Regions from separate parts of the Mus musculus genome. Here region 1 is linked to region 2. The links are chromatin contacts, found by Hi-C or POLR2A ChIA-PET in ENCODE. All regions are on one chromosome and are shown on one strand. Each heading gives the region's core, a stretch centred on a gene start or an enhancer-like site at or near the end of the contact. The rest is flanking DNA. Distances are from core to core; before and after follow the strand shown. Region 1 holds the start of Hsdl2 (hydroxysteroid dehydrogenase like 2). Region 2 overlaps Susd1 (sushi domain containing 1).

Region 1 (5,494 bases), core at 2,050-4,549, 200 kb before region 2:
ATGCACACAAGATCTTCCCTTATGATGGTGGTACATCATCGAAAAGAAAGAATTAATAATTAGGTCAATGTGACTGCGAGGGTGGGGAAGCCATCTGAACAAAATGGTTTGGGCTTTCTAACTTACTTCCTGGGCTAAAATAAATCTCAGGTGGATGAGAAAAGATGAATATAGTACATATGTATATATATGTATATATACATATATATGTATCCACCATAAAATATGAAATATTTATTAAAAGTATAAAAGTAAGGGTGGGAGTGGGTAGCTTGGGAGAATGTGTCTAAAGCATGTGGGTCCCTGAGTTCAATCTCCAGCATCACAAAATAAGTAAATAAGTCAGCGTAAGACTAAGACATCAGAATAGCACCTAAAATAAAAGATCTTTGTGTGGTCTTACAGGCTCATCCCAGAAACAAAGCAGCCTTCAAAGGTCAGAGTGATGATCCTGACTTTGAGGAAGCATATTTATTCATGTTTAATAAGGACCATAGTCAATGCTATAAGAAAACTCAAAAAAAAAAAAAACTTGTGAAACATGGTAAAAGAAAAGATTTCTCAAATAAATACACAAGTTCTCAGAGACCAGTCAAAACTTTTGGTGGTGCTAGCTCTCTCGGGGCCAAGAGACTGAAAAGGTGCTCGCCTGAACATGCACGAAGCCCTGGATTCTGTCCCAGGTCTCACAGCACAATGACAAAGACACCTTGCTGGTTAAACCAGGTCAGTAAAAAGATACAGAAATGGCTTTAAACCACACTTTCTCAGTCTCTGCAGAGCTGACCCTTTGAACTAGACAGTTCCACTATCAGGGGATGTTTACTGCTTGTAAGTAGTTTACATCCATCTAGGGGCTCCACCACTTGGCATCCCCTTTCAGCTATGATACTCTGTCTCCTTAGATATTGCCAAATGTCTTCTGGAGGCCAAACTGTCTCACCTTCACTAGTGAAAAAATAATACAAATTTTAACTATAATGAAGAGCCCCCCCCCCCCCGCCACTGGATGGGTTCCCAAAGAATTTACTTAGTCTGTATTAGAACTATTTTTAATTACTCTAGTTTTATAAACCACTTTAATATCCAGAAAAGCCAGTTCACTTCATTCTTTTTCCCCCTTTCAGGCTATTCTAGGGTCTTTAGTTTTTCAAACTTCAGAACCTGTGACTGGCTAGATTGGGCTCAGTACTCTCAATAACACTTTTGATGGTGCAATTCTTTTGGTGGTGAATACCTGTCTGTCTTGTAGTATCAAAAATTTTTAAAATATATTCCCTTGGTTCTAGCAATTTCACTTTCAAGAATTTATCCCAGATAGTATATTCATCTATGTGTAAACAGACACATAGAGGGATAGTAAAGCCAGGCATGGTGGCACAGACTTTTAATCCCAGCACCTAGGAGGTAAAAGCAGGCAAATGTCTGTGAGTTCAAGGCCAGCCTGGTTCAAATCACAAGTTCAAAGACAGCCAGGTTTACACTCAATTCTTTTTTTAAATAGTTTTTAAAAAAGATTTATCTATTACTATTCATTAGTACACTGTAGCTGTCTTCAGATGCACCAGAAGAGAGTGTCAGACCTCACTATGGATGGTTGTGAGCCACCATGTGGTTGCTGGGATTTGAACTCAGGACCTTCGGAAGAGCAGTCAGTGCTCTTAACCGCTGAGCCATTTCACCAGCCCCGTTTACATTCAATTCAAACCAAAATAAAACAAAAGAATAATAATGGAAGCAAAGATAGAATAAAACACCACCAAGAAAAAGATAACAAACAGCTGGAAATGACTTAATATCCAACAATTGGAAACAGGTTAAGTACATAATGGTCTTCAATAATAGTTTGCAACCATTAAAGAGGACAAGGACAGGCTCATGCCTTTAATCTCAACTCTGGGGAGGCAGAGGCAGGAGGAACTCCCTGAGTTCAAGACCAGCCTGGTCTACAGAGAGAGTTCCAGGATAGCTAGGGCACAGACAAACCTTGTCTCAAAACAACAACAACAAACAAAACAAGAGGACAAAGACAAGCTGTGTGTACTGGAAACCTAAGTATGTGCCAAGACATGTCAGGTAAAAACAGCAAGCCCAAAATGGAGTTTGCTACTATTTTCTAAAAAGAAGGTATCCCTGTAAGGTATACAAAATATGTTGATAAGTACAAAAAATACAAACAGAAAGAAACTGGAGTTTTAAAGAGACTTATACCCTTTTGAACTATTTAAGTCTTTTAGCTGTCTATATGTGTCAAACTAATTACAGAATGGGCTTAACTTGTCACTCTGCTTAAGATAAACTTTATAGAACATAGTGGACCTACCTGAGTTCAGCAGGAACCAAGGGCAAGAAGAATCGGGAAGAACATTGTTTAATGGGTATTTGTTTTGATTTTGTAAAGTCCTGGTGACTGGCTGCACAATTGTGTCTCTATATAAGTGGGCTTGGGGGAGGGGGTGTAGACAAGGTTCTAACTCTGTAGCGTTTGCTGACAGAGTGAGCCTAGCACACTCACTATGTAGACCAGAACAGCCTCGAATCAATAGATCTTCTGACCCTGCTTCTGAGTGCTGGCATTAAAAGCAGGCGCCACCGCACCTGGCTAGGCTGGGATAAATATACTTCATTTTTAAGTAAAATAAATAAATAAACCCCTTACCAGAAATGTTCGTATTGTAACATTTTAACTCGCTACTAACTTGAAAACCATTTTCAAAACACCATTCTTCTATTATTCTACAATCAAGCATACAAACAGAAAATCTGAAGTCACTGTCTCAAGCGACCTTTCGCCTAGAAGATGAAAGCAACATTGTCACCAGGCCAAGCTAAAGGCGAGATGGGGCTACAACGGGTCGTCGGGGACACCTACGCTCGCGACCTTTCCCCGTGGAGTATCTGACACCACTGCCCCTTGCAGTGTACAACTTTTGAGTCTCAGTAGTACAGAACTTTGGGTTCTCGTGCATGCGCAGGTCCCAGCGACTCTATCTTTCCGCGAACCGGTGTTCCAGAGCGCGCGGCTCTGGGTTGCGCCGGCGACCTGCCGACTGGCCCCTGACCCCATCCCACCCCCGTCCTCTTACCCAGTGTTGGGCAGCATGACCTTCGCAGTTCAGAGAACTTGGTGGCAGTGGAACAGCAGCGAGCTGTGAGTGACAGGCGAACTTTCTCTCCGCATTTAGCCGCGCCCCGGGCCCCGCCCCGAGACCCGCTCGGGGACCGGCCCTCCTACAAGACCGAGATCCTACAAGACCGAGAGCTTACAAGACGGTGTGCGCCTGCGCACACCGGGCACTGGGCGGTTCTTCCCGCAGTTCTACAAACGACACCCAGGAAACCAACGCTCTGCGCAGGCGCTTTGGAGTACACCTCCGCCCCGCCCCTTTCCCGAGTCTGTAGGTGACAATCAGTTTCTCCTGTGGGCCACTGGCGTGTCTAGAGCATCATTACTACGTAGGCTTTTCCTCCTCAGCCTAGGTTCGGCGCATCGACGGCTCCCAGCCAGCCAGATGGCGGATTGAGGGGCGCTCCGGGGACTGACTTGAGGGTGCTGGGCGTCGTTTTCCCCTGTCTGTCCCCGAGCCAAGGCGCTCTCTCCGAAGAACACTTGTAGACATCTGAAAAATGCTTTTTGCAGAAGCCGGTCACTCTCATTTTCGCTGCCACTGAATCTAAATTTAGCCTGACCTCCAGTGTCTGGAGACAGGAGTTTCTGGAAGAGATCTTTGCAAAGGTCTCCCGCAAGCGTTCATCGTATGATCCGGGCCACAGAAATCAAGGTTGGAGAAGGAATCCTCAGTCCTGGAATGAATGCCGGAATGAGGTCGAGTCTGGGATTCAGTTTCGTTCTTGGAGTTATACCTAACTGAGCTACCCAGGAAATGAAATTGTTTTGTATTTTGTAGCGGGAGAAAAAGATGCTAACGAGGTTGTTATCTAAAGCTTAGTTCAGAAAACAACTTAAGACAGGTAGGTATATACTCTCCTAATTGTCAAACTTGCTGGATCTTTTGGAAGAGCAGCCAGTGCTCAGACAAGAGAAACCTGCACATCAAATCCTACACTCTCCTGACCCTGCGCAGCTAGAGCAGTTATTACTCCCTCCCTCTCCCTGACGATACCCCCACCCCCGCGGGGGGTGGGGAAAGGCAAATGCCAGCCTTGAGAACAAAAGAAAAGCAGCATACCCTAGCCTCCACGTCACTTAAACTCGACCCCTTTTGATTAACAACCAACATTTCTCACAGTGCAGATGGCTCCTTGCTGTTGAAGGAAACCGAAGCCAATACCCTTGAAATGATAATAGCCCACTCTTAGACTATGAAAAAGAGACAAACGTTCCCAGACAGCTGTGGCCGGTTGTAAACATATCAGAAGCGGTTCTGATAGCACAAGTTACTCTTCCCAGGTCAGAAAGGTACCTTTTCAGCTACACGGTTCTGCCCTGCTGTCTGAACAAATGTTATCAGGTTTAAAGGACAGCATTCCTTTACCCTCTCCTATATTGCCAACACAAAAACCCGCTTGCGGGTTTTTTTCTTTATAAACCCCCTTTACTTAGGCCTGGGGGTTCACTCTTTCCTGTTCTGTCAGGAAGGTTGGTGGCCCAAGCTCGAGCTTAAATAAAGACCCTCATGCGATTACAGTGGGGTATGATTCCTGGTCCTCTCCTTGGGATTTTTACAATCTGGGCACAACACTCTTAACCAGGGAACCATCTCTCTAGCCCTAATTAAATATTCAAATAAAAACGTATTATTAAACTGTGGCTGTTTACCCTTTTATCACCTTGACCATTAGCTATTGACACGTGAGTTTGTAACCTATAATAATGATTATTGATGATTCTAGAAGAGTGTACTTATTCAACAAATATTAGTACCTCTTAAGTGAGAAGAAACAGCAGGTAGAAAGGAACAAAATCTCTGTCCTTACCTAGGAGGTGTGAGTAGCCAGTTTGTCTTTGTAAATTCCAAATGTTTCAGAGAGATATGGACAGTTTAAAATGTTCCTTTGGCCCTTGACTGCTTTTACTGAATGGTCTGTATATTTGTCTGGTAGCAGTGAATTCTTTGGCTGAGAAGCACCTGAAAAATGTTCAACATCCTTAATCATCAGGGGAATGCAAACCAAAACAACCCTGAGATTCCACCTCACACCAGTCAGAATGGCTAAGTTCAAAAATTCAGGTGACAGCAGATGCTAGCAAGGATGTGGAGAAATGTGGGGCGTGGGTGTAGGGAAAGAGGGGCGAGGGAGAGAGCCCGCCTCGAACCAGAGTTCCTGTGTTCTGGGCGGGCAGATGGGCGGGCAGATGGGGGAGGACTGCCGTACCCTTTCCACGTGGCCCTGCATGGGTGTCTGGCTGTGTGGAGCCACTGATCCCAGCTAGGCGGGTGGTGGACAAGGGGCAGCCCCCATACCAGGTTCTCAGTCTCCGGCATCCCACACTGGATACAGCAGAGGAGATGAGAAAAGAATAGGGGCCCCA
Region 2 (5,371 bases), core at 531-3,030:
CATCTTTGAGATGTCATTTACAGTTGTCATAGTGAACGAGCAGAAAGGAAGAACAAGAAAGGAAACCCTTTTCTAATCTCCACTTGGATGACACAGGCACCCCGAATAGGAAGGCTGTTTGCTTTATTGGCAATTGAGGGAGAAGATGAAGGGGGAAATACCTCTGCTCCCTCTGCACCAGCTGCTGAGTTACCGTCAGAAGGCTGTTTGAGGGAGCAGGGATGTTAAAAGTCCTGGACTTTAATGGGCAGCCACAGATGTGGCCAGTTATACTTGAAGTTTATCCAGTGATGGACTGACTGGAATCAGCATCACCCTTGCTAACCAAGGAGACGAAAGAACAAGGCCATTACTTTGTTTGTTTATTTGTTTGTTTGTCTGGGGTTTGTTTGTTTTTGGTTTTTCCTGCTGACAACTGTATTCTTTTTTTTTTAAACCACATTATTATGTTCTGAAGAGGAATATTGATGTAGAAACCTATGAATTTTTTTAGGCTTCATAGCTGATACTCTGATGTCTCTGTAGAAATTTGTGTTTTCTTCTCAGCCTCAATTTATTTTCCGTTACTAATATATGACTTGGATTTACTCAAAAAAACAAGTGTGGTGCGATGCAGACATGTGACCATTTCAGTAGTCCAGGTGAATCCAAAGCTGACCTTGGTTCTGTACAAGAGAATTATGTTAACCTACGGGTGTTTCCGGCCCAGGTTCCTTGTTCCTCATGGTGGCTAAATCTGTTCTTAGCCAATAAAAGGAGTATCAATGGTGTATCATTTCCTGAGGTAAAGAATTATTGAATTATCATTCTCATTTCTCCACCCTCCCCCTGTGTGTGTGTGTGTGTGTGTGTGTGTGTGTGTGTGTGTGTGTGTGTATGTGTGTGTGTGTGTGTGTGTAAGCCAGAGAGGTCAACTTTGGGTATTGTTCCACGGTAGCCATCTGTTTTGTTTTTTAACTTTAAAAAGTTTTATTATTTTTAATGATGTGTCTGTGTGCAGTGACTAGAGGTGCCTGTGTCAAATCCCTTGGAGCTGATCTTATAGGTGGTTGTGAACTGTTTGATGTGGGTGTGGGTGCTGGGAACCAAACTTGGGCTTTTGAAATGAGATCTCTCACTACTCTGATCTCACCTACTAGATGGGACAGGGATCTATCCATCAGTCTCCACTTTCCTAGTGTAAGCATATAATGCTAAGTCCAGTTCTGGGCCTCGCTCCAGCATCCCAGAGTAGATTCCAGTGGTATCTAGTGGCCCATCAAGCTGATTACAGTAAATAAATAAGTGAACAGGAAACAAATGAACATCGGGTCTGAGGCTCAGACACAACTCCTTGTGCCTGTGTGGTAAGTCTCTTCTCACTTATCTTGATGGCGGTCTTGAGTTAGTTTTTCCCCAAACAGAACCAGAAGTGCGTATTATTACATTAATGGGGAGTAAAGACTCAGGAAGCAGGATTGGGGACCAACAGAACTAACTAAGAGAAAGAAAGAAACAGTATGAGGATGCTACAACATCCTGGACTCTCTGAGGGGGCGGGGGGCGGGGCGCTGCAGCATCCGGGTCTCCCTGGGTAGAGGGCGCTGCAGCATCCGGGTCTCCCTGGGCAGGGCGGTGCGGCAGCATCTGGATCTCCTCTGGGTACGGGACACTGCTCCACTGCGGATACAACTTTCTGAAAGGCTGTGGAAACTCAGTCACTTATGACAGTGCCTCCAGGGACAAAAAGGGCAATAGCTGGTTCACTAGTGCCGATCCCCAGGGGATTTAACTCCTCTCCCCTTCCAGGCTGCATGTGCTGGAGTGCGTGAGCCACAGAAAGGAAACCCCAGAGCAGGAGGCAAGAAACAGTCACGTTGCCAAGGTGTATGCAGGGCTGGCATACATTAGACTTAAGAACCTGGGAAGTGTCTGGCTCCGCAGGAAAGCTCAAACAGGGTCATGGAATATTCTTTTTGGATGGAATGGCAATTCTTGTCTCCAGGAATGATAGAGCAATGCCTAACTTAAAATGGGTATTTGTTGTTATTTTTCCCCTCCTTTTTGATCTTATTGTAAAAGAAAGTTGTTTTATTATCCTTTAATCATCTGTTCCTAGTGTACAGAAACGCATATTTACCTTATGTCCTGCATCATTCCCGGACTCCTTTCCTGGCCTTCATAGGTTTATGGGTTTGTTTGTTTGTTTTTTAGGGTTTGAATTCTTTAGGTGTCTGCATCTAAGATCATGCCATTTGCAAAGAGAAATAGCTTTAGTTATCTGTCAGAGATTTGACTTTAAGAAGTGAAAAGGTAGGTTCCCCCATGCCATGCTGAACAACTTTTAAGTAGTTGGATAGCAGCGCCCCTTGGAAACTGTGCTACTTAAGGGAGTCGAGTGTTTTCCCACACTGCCAGAGTCATCACTGAAGTGCAAGGTTTTTTAGAACCAGCACAAGTGGGAGAAATCTGGCTTCTCACCAGATCAGGATCCCATGGCTTCTGCTAGAGGAGACCGTGGGTGACCAGGAACTCTGTGGAGAACTTACTTCTTTGCCCCAAGCTTCACCTGAGGGACCGTCCTTCATGGTAACACATGCCACTTCCCCCTTGGGATTCTGCAGTCACCTGAGTGAATGCCTACCACCCAGGCTGAGAGGAGCGAGGAGCAGTAGCTCTCTCCTGTATGCCTTAAGGAAGCTTCCAGTCGGAGCTCATTTCTGGGCCTCGCTGCAGCCTCTGAGTGGAACAGCAGTGGCATCCAGTGGCCCATCAGACTAATCACAGTTGGAGCCCTTCCCCACCCGCAGGCAGGAATCTTTTCCTTTTTTTGCCTGGTCAGGCAATGGGCCAGGCTCATTCATGATGAACCATCTGGGATTGCTTGAATTGCTCAATTCAGCATCCGAACCAGCGCGTGACTGGTGAGCAGCCGAGATACCAGCTGGACAGAGGCCCCGAGTCCACCAGGAGCTCCCCAAAGCCCATGGTTGAGGTTCATGTGTCAATTCTTTTATTTATTTATTTTTCTATTCTAGAAATAATGATAGAAATTCATGATGTGTTGGTGTTTAATGACACCTGTGTGAGATGGCAAATAAGTCCAGAGAGAGTGAACGCCAGGATCGTGTACTTGGTAAGCAAAGGGAGGTGCTTTACCTTGCAAATGCAGAAATGGAAATATGAGCCAAAAGAACTTGCCTATAGGCGCTTCACTTCCCCTCCCCCATTTTCCCTCCTCCTTCCCCACCACCCACCATCTCCTTCCTTTCCTTCTGCTGGCTCCTCTTCCTTCCTTCAGTCACACAAAGTGAAACCATATTTGTTTGCAAATGTATAGTAACAAGCTACAGATAGTGTAACTCATGAAACAGCACACAGTTAATTACTTGGTATAAGCTGGTGTAGACTCTTGCTTGAATATGCAAGTCTCCGTTCCTTGGCACATCTTCTTAAACAGAGATTCTTGAAAACACACATCAACGTTTCAGTTAGAGCCAACACAAAGGCCAAGACAAGGTTAGAAGATGCTTTCAACCTCCATTCATTTAGAAAAGAATTGTTTTCTCTAGCAGGCCGTGAACACTGTTATCACGCAGGTGACCATGGTGGAAGGCAAACCAATGATGCTTCTATAACTAGGAAAACACCAACTAAACCACACTGTTTAGTGCTGCTATCTTCCAGCTATACGGTTTCAATGAGAAATATGAAGGTTCTTAGTCAGTCTAATTGTTTTCTGGTTCTATTGCCCTGTTTTAAAAAATGGGTGGGATTTTTGAGCTATACACATATTTCACATCTAGCATGTATGCCATCTGACCAGGTATGAGTGTGGGACTGGCATTTCTGTTTGGCATTCTCTTTATTGCTCGTTTCCAAGCACTTGTGCTTTCCTGCCCCAGAGAAGGCTGGACGCACGTGCTGATTTGGCAGGAGAACTTCCTTTTATTGTTGATCTTTTGTGGTCAGAAGAGCCATGAATTCTCACTTCTGTCTCAGCTTAGGTCTCATTGGTTCCTGGGATGATTAGGCCTGGTCCTCAGGTACCTGATGGCAGAGCAGGCCCTCTCTCTCCTCCGTGGTTATTCAACTCCGGGGTTACATAGTATCTAAGATGGGACCCTCAGAGAAACAGCGCTCAGCACCATAAAGCCTCCGTTATTCTGACTGGAGTCATGGTGGATTCTCTTGTCTTTCCTCTTCTAAAGATACGCGTTGAAAGACAGCAGCCGGATGCTGCGGAATCAGTTTATGAGGAGACAGTCAATGTGACCACAGACAGCAGAACCCCAGAAGTGTGCCTGCACCTCCAACAAGGAACCAATTACACCATAAGCATTTCTGCAGCCCCTCCCAGGCGCTCTGTGCCCGCCATCCTTGGCTTCCAGACCCCTGGTAGGTAAAGGGAAAGAGGCATTTCCTCCTGGGGAGTCCTGAGCACAGATGTGGAGAACCAAGAGGGGAGGGGATTTCTGTTGGTGTGGGCAGAGGGATGAAGCTACTCCGTGGGTAGAGCCAGAGTAGGCGTAGTAGGAAAAATTCTTATTCTGTTGAGGTCCAGCTGAATGGCGCTGGCAACTGTTTCTCAGCTGAGTCCTTGGAGACAAGTGGTGGTAGCAGAAGGAACATTAGATGATGATGTCATGGGTTTCCAGATCTACAAGAGATAGAGGATCTTACAGCTTATATTTGCTAGAAAGCCCAACAGCCCTTTCTTTCCTTTGCTTAAGAAAGAGGAGGAACAGAGGAGCTGAAGGGTGGCTTCTTATTTACTATGAACTGGTCTGGCTGCTGAATCGGCTAACAGTGGTTACGCGGGAGCAGGAGGCAGCCCGAGGGTGCAGAGGGGTCCATATTGGTTGAATGGGGGAGTGGACCCAGAGGAGCATTAAGAAGTAGGAGCAGGAGCCAGATGTTGTAGTGCATGCCTTTAATCCTCGCACTCTGTAGTCAAGTGGGTTTCTGTGAGTTCGAGGGCAGCCTCATCTATAAAGAAAGTTCCAGGCCAGTCAGGGCTGCTTAGTGAAACCATGTCTAAAAGAAAAAAGAGAAAGAGGAATAGGGGCTGGGATGATGGCTCAGCTCAGTTAGTAAAGTGCTGGGCACGTAGCATAAAGACCTGAGTTTGGATGCCCAGCACCTGTGTTCAAAGCCCTGAATAGTCAGTCATGTATCTGAAATCTCAGCGCTGGCAGACAGGATGCCTGGGGCTTGCTGGCCAGCCAGTGAGTTCCAGGCTCAGTGAGAGACCTTTTGTTAAACATAAATAATTCAGGGCACCCAGAGTTGACCTCTGGCTCCTCTGCACACACATGCACCCTAGACACACGCAACCATACACACATATAAACACATGCATGTACAAAAACAGGCTTGTATGCGAAAAGTA

Evidence for each region. Hi-C counts contacts between places; a loop is a spot of excess contacts on that map. ChIA-PET counts read pairs that join two places held with the same protein, here RNA polymerase II (POLR2A).
Region 1: a map of mouse trophoblast stem cell shows a loop between it and region 2 (2.7-fold over the local background). The contact joins the promoter of Hsdl2 here to the enhancer-like site in region 2. A Hi-C loop is called at or near these places in 16 of 37 maps with a recorded cell type or tissue (CH12F3, ES-E14, Patski and 5 more). POLR2A ChIA-PET finds 5 or more read pairs at or near these places in 3 of 5 experiments (Patski and embryonic stem cell).

The regions. Positions count from the first base shown.
Region 1 is chr4:59,579,368-59,584,861 of GRCm38, reverse strand. It overlaps Hsdl2 (hydroxysteroid dehydrogenase like 2), which reads right to left and starts at 3,299. Exons shown (of 11, transcript NM_024255.3): 1 at 3,087-3,299. The coding sequence starts at 3,103.
Region 2 is chr4:59,378,605-59,383,975 of GRCm38, reverse strand. It overlaps Susd1 (sushi domain containing 1), which reads left to right. Exons shown (of 17, transcript NM_001163288.2): 7 at 3,018-3,115; 8 at 4,191-4,377. Among named protein-coding and RNA genes, the nearest start is that of Susd1, 57 kb to the left of the region's middle. Within about 2 kb of position 1,780, at least 1 of the 3 ENCODE cell types and tissues checked has a DNase peak (open chromatin) inside an H3K27ac peak, as active enhancers do; it is heart, where a contact is called at or near this core.